2 separate regions of the Homo sapiens genome follow, and region 1 is linked to region 2. The links are chromatin contacts, found by Hi-C in ENCODE. All regions are on one chromosome and are shown on one strand. Each heading gives the region's core, a stretch centred on a gene start or an enhancer-like site at or near the end of the contact. The rest is flanking DNA. Distances are from core to core; before and after follow the strand shown.

Region 1 (7,178 bases), core at 3,117-5,616, 46 kb after region 2:
TCAAGTGTCTGCTTTCCTAGCTGAAGCTCTGCCAACTATGAAAAGATGTTTGGGGCCAGGCATGGTGGCTCACACCTATAATCCCAACACTTTGGGAGGCCGAGGCAGGCAGATTACCTGAGGTCAGGAGTTCAAGACCAGCTTGGCCAACATGATGAAACTCTGTCTCTACTAAAAAATACAAAAATTAGCTGGGTGTGGTGGTGAGTGCCTGTAATTCCAGCTACTCGGGAGGCTAAGGCAGGAGAATTGCCTGAACCTGGGAGGCGGAGATTGCAGTGAGCCGAGATCGTGCCGTTGCACTCCAGCCTGGGCAGCAAGTGAGACTCCATCTCAAAAAAAAAAAAAAAAGAAGAAAGAAAAAAGAAAGAAAAAGAAAGAAGAAAGGACGTTTGGGGGGATGAATGACCTTGAAGCATTTCTGAACACTCCATAAACTAGGCTCATCCCACCTGATGGGTCTTTTTGAGGTCATATTATAAACAAATATGGGGGGTCATATTATAAACAAATATTTAAGAAGCAAAGTACATTGACTCTCGGTGACCTTTTTGGAGTCACAGAAAGTCACCAATGAGGTGGAGGGCTGTGAAGACAAAGTCCCCTGACTTCTGAAGCAGAATTTAACAAGATTTAACAGTCCCAGATAAAGGTCAAGACATGTACTTAGAAACTAAAAGAACAAAAAGATGATAAGACCAAAGGAAGCGTTCATCCTTTTCTGAGTCACTGCAGCTTCTGAGCTGGAGCCTCCTGTGAAGGACTGAAGAATTATGAAATGTTTTGGCTCAGAAGGAGGAAGGAGTGTTCACCAGATTGTCTTGCAATGTGCAAGGCAGGAAATTATCCATCAGGTGGGAGAGTATAACACTGCAATTCCATTCACATCAGACTCCATTAGAAAAACGAGGGGTCTAGGTGGAAAAATGAAACAAAACAAGATGAAATAAAATGAAATTGAATGAGATGAACTGAGGTTGGAGTGAGGGTTTCAGGAAGCTAGAAGCATTTGAAAATATGTCAATTCCATTTACTCCTGGACCTTAGAAATATTGGTTTTCTATTATTCCATCCCAGAGCTCTGATTCACATCTCTTAAATTCCTTGGAAGTCTAAGAGTGAGCTTAAGAGGATGGGGAAAGAGAGCACCCATTGATCAGGGGGCAGGACATAATATGTAATTTTCAAAATAAGTTCAATATGACTGAATCGAAATAAAATGCAGCTTTGTCAGTCAGACATGAAAGGACTTGAATCAGCACCAAGTGTCTTTCCCCGAAAAGCATAGAGATACCAAAAGGGAATCTTATAAAGAAGTTTTAAAATTCAGAAGGAGATTGGAAGTGGCAGTCTTAAAACATACACAAGATAGGGTCTGTAGACAAACTGGGCTTATTGAACTCTTTTTGTCTTCTCTTTTATTTTTCCTCTTTTTTCATAAAAGCTGATAAATATCTGTGTGCAAAGACAGTGGGGAATTCAAGAAACATTTTCTATCTAAAATAAACAGAAATCTTGCCTACTGCATGTGAAAAGCCTTTTTTCCTTAACATTGATATAGTGAGCCAGCCTTAGTTCAGCCTCAGAATTATTTGTCTAGGCATAAAGATGAAAAGCCTCCTTTTTGAGCAAGCTTGCTTATCACTGCTCAGAGACTCTCTCAAACTCAGGAGGAGCCAAGCACAGATCCCCGTCATTAAATCAGAATCCTCTCTGTGCAGAGCAAATGGATGTTTCAGTTCTGTCTTCCTGAGGGATTTGTAGAAGCATCCCAGAAAGGAGCAGAAGTACTATTCCTTTTCCCAGAAGAGGGAGAGAGAGATGCTAGAGAAAAGCCTCCATTAACCTAGGCAGTTTAACATTCCTTTTCTTTCTTTTTTATCGTTATATTTCCCATTTAAGTTCATTTGTGATAAACTAGAAACTACAAATGGGCAAAAAAGAAAATCACTGTTAACATTTCTTGAATATTCCTCAAAGCCTTTATATATAAAACCAAATGGGAGATTACACTAACCTCTTATTTATATTTTAAATTTTCTCACTTAATGATGCATGCAATGAAAGTGTCATAATATATTTAACTAATTCTCAATTGGACAGCTTGGTTATTTCCAGTATTTTCTTTTCTTTCTTTCTTTTTTTTTTTCTTGAGACAGAGTCTCATTCTGTCACCCAGGCTGGAGTGCAGTGGTGCGATCTTGGCTTACTGCAACCTCCGCCTCCCAGATTCAAGTGATTCCCCTGCCTCAGCTTCCCGAGTAGTTGGGACTACAGGCATGTGCCATCACACTCGGTTAATTTTTTGTATTTTTAGTAGAGACGAGGTTTCCCCATGTTGGCCACACTGGTCTTAAACTCCTGACCTCAATTGATCCGCCTGCCTCAGCCTCCCAAAGTGCTAGAATTACAGGCATGAGCCACCATGCCAAGCCTTATTTCCAGTATTTTCTTATCAAAAACTCCCCGTAGCTAAATATTTCCTAACTTATTTCTCTAGGATAAATTTTTAGAGGGGTTGAGTCAAAGATATGTATGTTATGTGGCTTCTTAGAATGATTGTTGCCAAATTACAACTTTCTCAACATTTAACCCCCACTCTAAGTTTTATCAGTCTATACTCCCTTCTCTTATACTCATGACTAACACTGGGTATTGTCTGTCTTTTGCTAATTCAGTATAGCAAAAGTTGTGTCTCGTTGTTTTAATTTTGTTTCTTTAATTACTAGTGAGGTCAAATAATTTTTCATATATGTATTGTCCATTTCTTTTTCTTTTATTAATTTGCTATTCATGCTTTTATCCCATTTTTCTGTTGTGGTATTCATCTATTTCTTTGTAAGAACCTTTTATGTATAAAATATATTCTTTTTAAAATAAATTTTTATTTTTAATTATTATGGGTACATCATAGTTATACATATTTATAGGGTGCATGTGATCTTTTGATACAAGCATACAGTGTATAATGATCAAATCAGGGTAATTGGGCTATCCATTGCCTCAAGCATTTAGGGAGAACAGTATGGAGGTTACTCAAAAACTAAAAACAGAACTACTGTATGATCCAGCAATCCCACAGCAATACACACCAAAAGGAAGAAATCAGTATATCGAAGAGATAAAAGGTATTCTTTATCAGATTTTAATACGTTATATAGTTCTTCAATTTTTGTCATTTTCCCTTTAACTTTTGAATTGTGCTTTTGCCATATGCATTCAAATTATTTTTTCAGATTAAAAAAATGGTTTCTGACCTTGTAAACATGCTTACAAAGTTCTCCACTTATCTCTGCTCTCCACGAAGAGATGGTAGCTTTTAAACAAGCCTATGAACAATGCTTTGTCAAACTTCCATGACTATTCTTGATACACTTTTGAACTAAAAGAGCAGAGGCAGAAAATAGAAGCAGTAAAGCTTAAATTACAATGGAACAACATCCTATATGTTTTTGCTTACTAAGATTGACTTGCTTTTGCTAATTTGTCACAGATTATGACAAGTCCAGTGAAGCCGCCAAATATACACTGATGCTGACATGCATGCTTATTCTTCTTCATTTCAATGCTCAGATTCATTTGGATCCCTGTTTCCTTTGGGAGAGCTCTGAACAGACAAACTCTCCTGACTTCAAGCTCCTTTCTCTGAGCTTCCCTGGGCATCTTGGATGCTTAATGCAGTTTATTTAACTAGAGTGGCTATAAAGCAGAGCTGAGGCAAGAACTTCTTTGTTAACAGAGTGTTTCTCAGAGAATTGTTTGGGATGCAACAGTCATGGATCCATAGCGGGTGGTGGAGGTATATTACCTCAACTCAGGATCATCATCTTTTCACAGGCTAAAAGTCGTGGAACGATTGGCTTCTCTCAATTTCATAGTGGAGCATGCACTTTGCACAAGAGAAGTCCATTTTACCCAAATGGGATTATTTCCTATAGCAAGATAATAGCCAATAGGAAAACCTCGCCAATGTTAGAAATCCACTGTACTAGACATAAGTCTCAGTGTCTGGAGTATATTTCAGTTGTTTGTGCCTGCCCAGCACCCATTTAACCTTTTTGCTTTGATGGAACTTTGATATTCCTTCAGGAAATCTTACCATCCTCACTTTCCAAATATATAATTCCAAAACAGAGAGTGGAGCCCATCCCCTGAAGCTAGCACAGACATAGGAGCCAGACCTAGCCAATCAGAGCCATCCATTCACTATGGCTCCAGTGATTGGTTCAAAAACGGACACACGGCCCAAACTAAACCAATAAAACTCAATACCTAGACTTTCACATTCTTGGAAAAGAAATACATCCTTTCCACTGAAGATACCAAGCTGATGAGTTGAGAGCCTGGGACATTTGGTTACAACCTTGCTCCATCCTGGCTGAGCATGACTGAATGAAAGCAGCCTAGAAAGTCTTCCAAGAAACAGCACATGGCTTAGTCCTGATGACAATAGTGACTCCCTAGACTGACTCATGCCTGAAATTGGTATCCCCTAAAACTATTTCCAGAGCCAATAAACTCCCTTTTCTGCGTAATTCCATGTGAGATGAATTTTTACCACCTGAGTAATATTGTTTTAAATGACAGCTTCTTATTAGCTCTGAACACCTTAGCAATAATGTCAAGAGTGGAAGGAGTACTGGTTTGGGAGTCTGGGTTGTAGTCCTACCTCCACTCACTACTTTCACATCCTTGGGCTAATCGCTTTATCTGTGTGGGCTCACTTTTCTCATCTGTGAAAGAGGTTATTGGAAGAGAGGAATTCTAAATGTCCCTTTGAAGGCCATAAGTCTTGTCTCTGTGATAACATTGTATCAACACTTCAAGTTAATCTGAGGTTCTGGCTCCAACTGCCACCTCCACAACCCAGTGACAAACAACACTGATTTATCTTAAAAGTTGAAAACTAAAAGGTCCATAATATACTTTTAGAAACTAGAAGATAGAACAAAAACTCTGTAAAACATTGCTAGGATGTAGATTTCTCCAGAAGTGTATTAATGAGGTGAGTAATATATTAATACATTAACTATGGTAACTATTGTATAGATTAGTCATAAATATTTTGTTTTAAAAAGGTCTGCCACTCCAGTTTTGCTGAGCTAAAGTAAACGAAGATCCGAGTTATGTCAACAGATGACACAAGTGTTCAGCAGTGAGGCTGTTTGTTCTGAGGAGGGAAACAGGAAGGGAAGCTGGTCCCACTCCCAGTTCTTCTTCATCAGACCTCCGTTATTTATTTGATGAATTAGCAATCCTCACAACTTCAGACACGATCACAAAATGATATTTTGGAAATGCTACTCGGACTGTATAATTCTTCCAACCCTTCGTTGATTCCCAAGTGCCTTCGGGACAAAGTGCAAACCCGTTGGCGTGGCACATGAGCCCTCTGTTATGTGAGCCTGGCTCTAATTCCACATCCCAGTGTCATCTCCTCCCACTCCTCTTTATGTGCCTTACCTAAACTAAGTAAAGAGGTTAATGCATAGAAAATGCTAAACATCTGGCATAATTTCTGGCATTTAGTAAAGGCTTATTATACATGTTGGCTGTCATTATGGCACACTAGTTATACTCACAGTTCCCTAAAGGTGCAGTACTGGTCCTGGATCTGTTTGCCCTGAATCCATCCTCCCTCTTTGCCTGCTGTGTTTTAGTTCACGATGGCTGATCCTTGCAGGCTGCAGTTCACAGGCTCTTGTGTCTCAGACTTCCAGCTGGTTGGGTTAGGCCAGGAAGACACACTGGCAAAAAATGGAGGGTAGAAAGGAGGGAGAAGCCAGGGTATTTCTCTCCTTGTTTCCTTGGGTGATTTCTGCAGCAGTGACTGTCTTCTCTGTAGTTCCAGCTCTTGCCAAAACAGGTCCACTGTGGTTCAGCTTCTGGTTCCTTCTTTTTTCCTTTAGCAGAGTCGGTAGTGGCTTCCTGCTTCTTGATGCTAATCTCTGCATTGCCTCATCACTCGTGTTAACTCTCAGCAGCTCTCTCTACCATATAGCCAATCCCCTGCTTTCCATTCCCTGTGCTGTACATCCTTAAAGAGGTGCCTGTTTTCCTGGAGACACCCTGACTGGTTTGCATAGCACACTCTCATACCTTGGACCTTTGGCTTTTGCCTTATTTCAGCCTCCTCATCCTTAAGACCAACTCCTAGCCATCCTTTCTTCTACCATCTTTGTTCTACCACCATCTCCTCTTGGAAGCTGTCTCAGTTTCTCCACCTGCCACTTCCTGAAGCGTGAGTTGGGTATTCCTCTTCTAAACGCCTCTCTCCTAACAAGTGGTTTGTTCTTGGAAAACTCCAGTACAGATTTAATTTTCTTAAGAGCAAGTGCACTGTCTTACACAACATGGTATCTCAAAACCATCCTATGGAAGATGTTTTCTGAAAGAACGACTAAATGCATAATTCAATAAACACTTTTCAAATCCAGATAAAAATCAATGCAAACTGTCCTTGTGGCAGACAAGGGACAGTTTACAATGATTCACTCAATATGATTATTGAGTTACTCATTCAATAATGATATCCACCCCTGCCTTTTTTTTTTTTTTTTTTTTTTTTTTTGGCCAATAGAGCTCTAGTTCTGTTTGGAACATCAATGTGCCCAGCTCTGAGAAGTACTTGTTTTCCCAGCCTCCCTTGCAGCTCAAGGTGGCCATGTGACAGTGCTGTTGATGGAACAAGTGGAAGACTGCAGGGGAGGATTCCAGGAGGGAAAAAGCCACTCTCTCTTTCCACCCTGGTTTTTCTGTGCCTTGAATGTTCATGTGATATCTGGAGCTATTGCAGCTAATATGAAACTATGAGACAATAAGTGTTGGGGGAAATCTGACACATTAAGATAGCAAAGCAAAAGATAGAAAGAGTATGGTTCTCTTATGGCCTCTTTATCTCTTTTTTCTTCTTCTTACGGTCTCTTATTGTTTCTTTATCTCTCTCTCTCTCTTTTTTTTTTCTTTTTGACAGGGTATTGCTCTGTCACCCCAGCTAGAGTGCAGTGGTGCAATCCTGGCTCACTACAGCCTCAATCTCCTGAGCTCCAGTGATCCATCTCAGCTTCCTGAGCAGCTGGTACTACAGGCTCATTTTGCCATGCCCAGCTAATTTTTATTATTTGAAGATGGGGTTCTGCCATGTTTCCCAGGCTGGTCTCAAACCCCTGGGCTCAAGC
Region 2 (7,446 bases), core at 2,593-5,092:
CCTTGGTTTGTGAGATCATCAAATACCCCCAGATGGCCCCAACTTCAGTTCGCAGGTTATTCTCTGGTTTTAGTTGCCATTTCATTTTGGCCCCTGGGATTTTATTTTCTTTCTTTTGAGCTCAGTTGGGACATTTAAAGAGAAGCTGGTTCTAGTTTATACTGCTTTTCCAGGTGTTTCATAGCAGGAGGGTTTCATGTAATGCAATCCACCACATTGCCCCAAATGGAAATTCCATTAGGCCTGTGAGACTCCATGTAAGACTATGCCAGCACCATGTGCCACCCATAGAGAGCTTCCTCTACCACTTTTATCACCTAGAGTAGCACGCACCTTAAGAGGTGCTCACAGGATGTGTGTTGGAGATGACCATTTGGGTGAGTTTCCAGGAAAGCACAGCAAAGCCTGCTGATAATGTGTTTTATGTTAAGGTATCCAGTACAATCATATGTATATGGTGTAATGGCTCCTGCGACAACAGCATTGTATGGGGCTTAAGAGTACGTGCTCCAGAATCAGACTATCTAGATTTAAATTTGGTTTCTTCTGCTTCCTAGTTGGGTATCCTTGGGCTAGCCACTTAACTCTTCTTTTCCCAGTATGTGAAATCGGGGTGATGATGGAACCTATCTCAGGGAGTCACGGAAAAGGGTAGATGAGTTAATGTCTGCAAAGGGCCGAGTCTGCGGTGTGGTCTGGTAAATCTTAGCCTTCGTTTGTTTCAGGGAAAGGACCTGGGCTGGAGAATAGACCCATGCACGAGGTTGGGGTGGGGGCACAAAAGCCCATCCAGATAAACCTGCCCCTTTCCAGAAGTGAGAAAGGGAAGGAGGATGAGGAAAAGGCTGAGGTAACTGAAGAGAATACTGACCCAGTCCTCAGGAGGAAAAACAAAAATTAAGATTCTAAGAAAGGTTCTTCGGGCTGGGCACAATGGCTCACACCTGTAATCCTAGTATTTTGGGAGGCCAAGGAGGGAGGATCGCTTAAGCCCAGGAGTTCGAGACCAGCCCTGGCAACATAGAGAGACTCTGTCTCTACAAAATTAAAAAAAGAGCCAGACATTGTTGCGTGCGTCTGTAATCCCAGCTATTCGGGAGGCTGAGGTGGGGGAATCACTTGAGCCTGGTGGGCTGAGGCTGCAGTGAGCCGTGATTGCGACACTGCACTCCAGCCTGGATGACAGGCCAGGCCCTGTCAAAAAAATAAATAAATAAAATAAAATAAAATATAAAAAGGAAGGAAGGAAGGAAGGACAGAAAGAAGGAAGGAAAGAAAGGCTTTTTGAATTATAGAATTCAATGAGGATGACTTAAAGTTTGTGTGTGTTGGTCTAAAAATGAAACCCCACCGAATGGCATTACCGGCTTCCACAAGCACAGAAACGTCACTGTTTATTGTGGAGGCTGTGAGAAGAATGTGCAAAGCACATTGGCCTTCAATGGAGGTGAAGGTGGGACTAGGAGAGAGTCAGGGGTCCTTTAACATGGGTCTCCATGCTCCCCTTATGCTTCCATTATCTGCCTCTTACCTAATTCCTAAGTGGTCAGTATTGAAGTGCCATGCAATTGCCTTAGAAACTTCTGATGCCAGAAAATTCACTCTCAAAAGGAGAATAAAAGATTAATAGAAGTTCCTAAACATTTTCAAGGGAAACTTGAGCTGACACAAAATGCAAAAAGGTCTGCAGAATTTTAACACATTTCTGATACAGGTTAGAATTAGAATTCTTGAAAAGATTTGTTTAAAGTATGTTTAAAACATTTGGCTACGGGAACAGTTATTTGTGCAAACACTATTTCTAAATGGATTGTGTGGCCCCACCAAGCCAGAGTGTGCAGACTAGGAAGTGGTCCTTGGGCTGCTTCCTCCTAAGTGGTTTGAACACTGGGAAATGTGTTTCTCCCTCAACAAGTGCTTATTCAGCAGCTTGAGTGGCAAAGAAAGGTGATAATGGCCAGATATCAGCAACACTCCATTTAGTTTTTTAAATGGTTGACAACATTTCTAGGAGCAGCTATCTGTGAGTGTTGAGTAAGGATTTTGTGGGACTCAGTTAAATTCAGAGAAAAACTTGCTACAAAGTTAATCAGACATTTTCACTGTTAAAAACATTTTTTTTCTGCCGCATGTTTTTGGATACAAATAGAAAACAGTTCACACAAATTATTGTGATCTGTATGGTTCCTATACAAACACACTGAATCTTTTAGTTTTCATTTTTTCTCTTCAGGATGCCAGTGTCTCTACATCGTGACAACTTTGAATGTGACCATTGTATCACCTACTAAGTCCGGCAGAACTAGAAATTATGGCTGAAGTTCCAGAAAGTTCCAGAAAGCACATTTGGCCTTATAATAGATAATTACTAACTGCAAGAGCTGTGCATTTACTAAATGATATGCTCTGCCAAGGAGCGAGTTCCCCATCACAGAGAGCAGCAGAAGCCATCATCAGGAATGCTGCGTGTGGATTTCTGAGTTGAGTATGCGGTTAAAACACAAGACGCTAGGTTTAGTCCAATCTTAAAATTCTACGATTTTAATCTTTTAAAAATAGTGTTTGCATAGTATTTTTAAGTTTTTGATGAACCTCACATACATGATCTCATTGATTCTTTTTTAAAAAATGGAGGTCACTTTTTCTTGGCTTAAACAAATGAAAATAAATATAAACAATATAGACTTCTGAAGAAGGATGGCAGAATAAAGGCAAAATAAAGACTCTCCTCCTCCAACATCTAAAATATGAATAAAAATAATAAAAATCAGCAAAAAAAAAAAAACCCACAAAAAAACAGCAACAGCAAGAACACAAAGAAATGGGAGCAACCTAACGTCATAGACTTCAAAAAGGGGAGGACAAAGGAAGGAAGGAGAGATTTTAGAAAAGTAGTTTCTCTGTGCTCACTTTGGAAGACTTGGATTACCAAAATATTGAAAAATTGAATCAAAAGCTATTAATCTGAAAAGAAACAAATTAGCAGGGCATATTGTTTTCCTTGAATGCTTTAGGTTATAGAACAGGTTAATAACAATATGAATTCAACATAGTGGGTCCCAAAGAGGAAATGATGAAACAAGAGAATGATCTGGAAAAGTGATTTTCTACTGTCCTATAGAAACAAATTAAAGACCAAAACAATATTATTTTTTTTTAATGATACTTTAGTTCTAGGGTACATGTGCACAATGTGCAGGTTTGATACATAGGTATACATGTGCCACGTTGGTTTGCTGCACTCATCAACTCGTCATTTACATTAGGTATTTCTCCTAATGTTATCCCTTCCCCCGTCGCCCAACCCCACGACAGGCCCGGGTGTGTGATGTTCCCCGCCCTGTGTCCAAGTGTTTTCATTCAAAACGACATTATTATAGAACTGATAAATAGATAAAAATCATCAAAAAAAAAAAAGCTGAATAGGCACAACTCAAAATAAGCTTACAGACAGAAAAAAATCCTTAAGATAAAGATAGAAATTGCATGTGAAAAGCACAAAGCAATTTCAGCCTAGTTCTTAAGCCTGGTTGTAGACAATCTGCAAATAGGACAGACAAAATATTCAAAGCTATAAAACAAAAAAAATTGCTCTGACAAATGCAGAAACGAATCTGCAGATTGAAAGAGCACACCATGACCCAAGAAAAACAAATACTAAATGATCAGCACTGAGACATATCCTCATTAACTTATCAAACTTCAAGGACTTTTTTAAAAAGTATTTTGGCATAGGACATAAAAAGTAAAGGAAGCCAGTTAGGGTTGCCTTTGACACTAACAATCAATTTTGCATGCCAAGCTATAATAAAGCACTACCTAGGATTTCCAAGGGAAAGTGTGACTCAAGAGTATTTCACCCATCCAGAATGAGTTTCAGTATAAAAGTCACAGATAAATATTCTGACCCACGACAGAACTCAGGGAACACACACTCATGAGTCCTTCTTGAGAGGAATTATTCAGTGATGAACAGTCAATTTAGAGATGAATAGAAATAAAATATTTGGAAATATAGAGTCTGGGATAAAAAAGACTTCTTAGGAACACATAATTCATTTGAGTATGGAACTCATGGTATTAAACAATTACGGGATTAATGTTTCCACAACAGAATGTGAATATTATAAGCAAAGATATTGTAAAAATAATATTAGAGCCAAAATTGGGAAGTGAGGGGTAGGGAGATGGGAGGAAGTACAAGTCTAAAGATTTACTCATCTTTCCGATGTGTGAGTCATTCAATATTGTCTAAAACTGAAACATGTTGCTAAAAAAATAATGACTCCAACATTTTAACATTTTTCATAGTATCTTTTCTTAACCTTATTTCCCCAAGAGGGAATATTGAGCAAATAGTATCTCCTGTGGTAAAGAATATTTAATGAAAGGGCAACAAATTTTCAGTTTTATGTTAGTTTTACTTTTCTAATGTTCAATTCAAGTAACATTAAATCCATTAGTTTTTTGAAGAATGTGTATAATATGATCATCTTTATGTAAAAATATTTTTGCCTGTCTATGTCTGTTTCTCTTTCAATCTCTCTTTAGCATATGACATGGCTTGACTCTGTGTCCCCACTCAAATCTCACCTTGAATTTTAAAATCTCCATATGTCAAGGGAGGTACCAGGTGGAGATAATTGAATCATGGGGAGAATTTCCCCCATGCTGTTCTCATGATAGCGAGTGAGTTCTCAAAATATCTGATGGTTTTATCAGGGGCTTCCCCCTTCACTTGACACGCATTCTCTCTCCTGCCGCCCTGTGAAGAGGTGCCTTCTGCCATGATTGTAAGTTTCTTGAGGCCTCCCTAGCCATGTGGAACTGTGAGTTAATTAAACCTCTTTTCTTTATAAATTACCCAGTCTTGGGTATTTCTTCATAGCAGGGTGAGAATGGACTAATGCGGCATACATTTCTCTTTCCTCTCCTCTCCTTTCCAAATAGTAACTGGATTTTCATTCAGATTTCCATCTCTCTGCCAGGCAACCTAAGTACTTCAGGGGACTGTGAACCCAGCTCCAGGGCCAGGGTGGAATGATTGGGCTAAGGATAATTCCTTATCCCAGGGAACTCAGGTCAAAACCAACCAGGGTGTGGCATATTCCTGCAGTAGAATCTGGAATGGGCTTGTGACCCAGCTCAGGCCAGTGAAACATGAAGGAAGGCTTGGCGGAGAATTCTGAAGAAGGAGCTTCTCAGCTTTTAAGAGAAGCTCACCATAGGAAACTCCCTCTCTCCCTCTGGACTTGTTGGTTTAAAGACGCAAAACCTGGAGCTGCTACAGACATTTTTCACCACTGCAAGTGAAGACTTCTGCCCCATAGACAGCGACTGGAAGCTGGATCAGGCCAACCCTGAAGATCACTCTGTCTCTGGATGTCGGTTACACAAATCAATACATTTCCATGTGTTAAAGCAATTCGACTTGGATTTTACATATATTTTTGAAACTGAAAACATTGTAATCTATATATCTACTTAGAAAGATGTGAAATATCCACCTAATAATAATCATTTGGGGTTACTAATAAAAATTATTTTTACTTTTCTTCATTGCTTACTTTATAATGAGCTGTTTCATTTTTTAAAACACAAAAAGTTATTATTCTTGCATATTAAATTGTTAAACATAAAAGTAATATGTACTCATTGGAAAAAAATCCAGACACCTTCTCTTCCAGGTGACCTAAATAGAATTAGGGAGAGAGAAAAATAATGATCTCTGATCAGAAAATATAATAAAAATGATTTTAGAAAGAGTCAACATATTTACTCTGCTTAGAAGTTTACACATATAATCTCATTTAATTTTCACAACATATTATGCAGTAGGAAGCATCATTAGCTCCATTTTATAGACAAAAAAAATCTCTTGCATTCTGCAATTGTCTAAAATTACTTTGAAAAGAGACAGTTTTTAATAGCATAGTTAAAGATAAAAGATTTATAACATACACATGATAGAGAAAATTAATATAGTCATGCATTACTTCATGATGGAAATATGTTCTGAGAAATGTGTTGTTATATGATTTTGTTGCTGTGTAAACATCACAGAGTGAACCCACACATCCTCGAAGGTATAGCCTAATGCTCTTAGGTTACAAAGCTGTACAGCATGTAACTCTACTGAATACTGTGGTCATTATAACAAATTGGTATCTGTGTATCTAAACATTAAAAAGGTACACTACAAAGAGACTTAGACTCCCACACAATAATAATGGGAGACTTTAACACCCCACTGTCAACATTAGACAGATCAACGAAACAGAAAGTTAACAAGGATACCCAGGAATTGAACTCAGCTCTGCACCAAGCAGATCTAATAGACATCTACAGAACTCTCCACCCCAAATCAACAGAATATACATTTTTCTCAGCACCACACCACACCTGTTCCAAAATTGACCACATAGTTGGAAGTAAAGCTCTCCTCGGCAAATGTAAAAGATCAGACATTATAACAAACTGTCTCTCAGACCACGGTGCAATCAAACTAGAACTCAGGATTAAGAAACTCACTCAAAACCGCTCAACTACATGGAAACTGAACAACCTGCTCCTGAATGACTACTGGGTACATAACGAAATGAAGGCAGAAATAAAGATGTTCTTTGAAACCAATGAGAACAAAAACACAACATACCAGAATCTATGGGACACATTCAAAGCAGTGTGTAGAGGGAAATTTATAGCACTAAATGCCCACAACAGAAAGCAGGAAAGATCCAAAATTGACACCCTAACATCACAATTAAAAGAACTAGAAAAGCAAGAGCAAACGCATTCAAAAGCTAGCAGAAGACAAGAAATTACTAAAATCAGAGCAGAACTGAAGGAAATAGAGACACAAAAAACCCTTCAAAAAATTAATGAATTCAGGAGCTGGTTTTTTGAAAGGATCAACAAAATTGATAGACCGCTAGCAAGACTAATAAAGAAGAAAAGAGAGAAGAATCAAATAGACGCAATAAAAAATGATAAAGGGGATATCACCACCGATCCCACAGAAATACAAACTACCATCAGAGAATACTCCAAACACCACTATGCAAATAAACTAGAAAATCTAGAAGAAATGGATAAATTCCTCGACACATACACCTTCCCAAGACTAAACCAGGAAGAAGTTGAATCTCTGAATAGACCAATAACAGGCTCTGAAATTGTGGCAATAATCAATAGCTTACCAACCAAAAAGAGTCCAGGACCGGCTGGATTCACAGCCGAATTCTACCAGAGGTACAAGGAGGAACTGGTACCATTCCTTCTGAAACTATTCCAATCAATAGAAAAAGAGGGAATCCTCCCTAACTCATTTTATGAGGCCAGCAGCATCCTGATACCAAAGCCGGGCAGAGACACAACGAAAAAGGAGAATTTTAGACCAATATCCTTGATGAACATTGATGCAAAAATCCTCAATAAAATACTGGC

Evidence for each region. Hi-C counts contacts between places; a loop is a spot of excess contacts on that map. Pooled maps may share reads with other maps.
Region 1: a loop to region 2 is called in a map of PC-3, with 4 times the contacts of the local background. The contact joins two enhancer-like sites. A Hi-C loop is called at or near these places in 2 of 168 maps with a recorded cell type or tissue (PC-3 and ascending aorta) and 1 of 50 pooled maps.

The regions. Positions count from the first base shown.
Region 1 is chr4:53,776,670-53,783,847 of GRCh38, forward strand. No RefSeq gene overlaps it. Among named protein-coding and RNA genes, the nearest start is that of LNX1-AS2, 190 kb to the left of the region's middle. Within about 2 kb of position 4,367, at least 3 of the 41 ENCODE cell types and tissues checked have a DNase peak (open chromatin) inside an H3K27ac peak, as active enhancers do; they include PC-3, where a contact is called at or near this core.
Region 2 is chr4:53,730,954-53,738,399 of GRCh38, forward strand. LOC100506444 (a long non-coding RNA gene) reads left to right here. Exons shown (of 3, transcript NR_125918.1): 3 at 2,234-3,405. Among named protein-coding and RNA genes, the nearest start is that of LNX1-AS2, 140 kb to the left of the region's middle. Within about 2 kb of position 3,843, at least 2 of the 41 ENCODE cell types and tissues checked have a DNase peak (open chromatin) inside an H3K27ac peak, as active enhancers do; they include PC-3, where a contact is called at or near this core.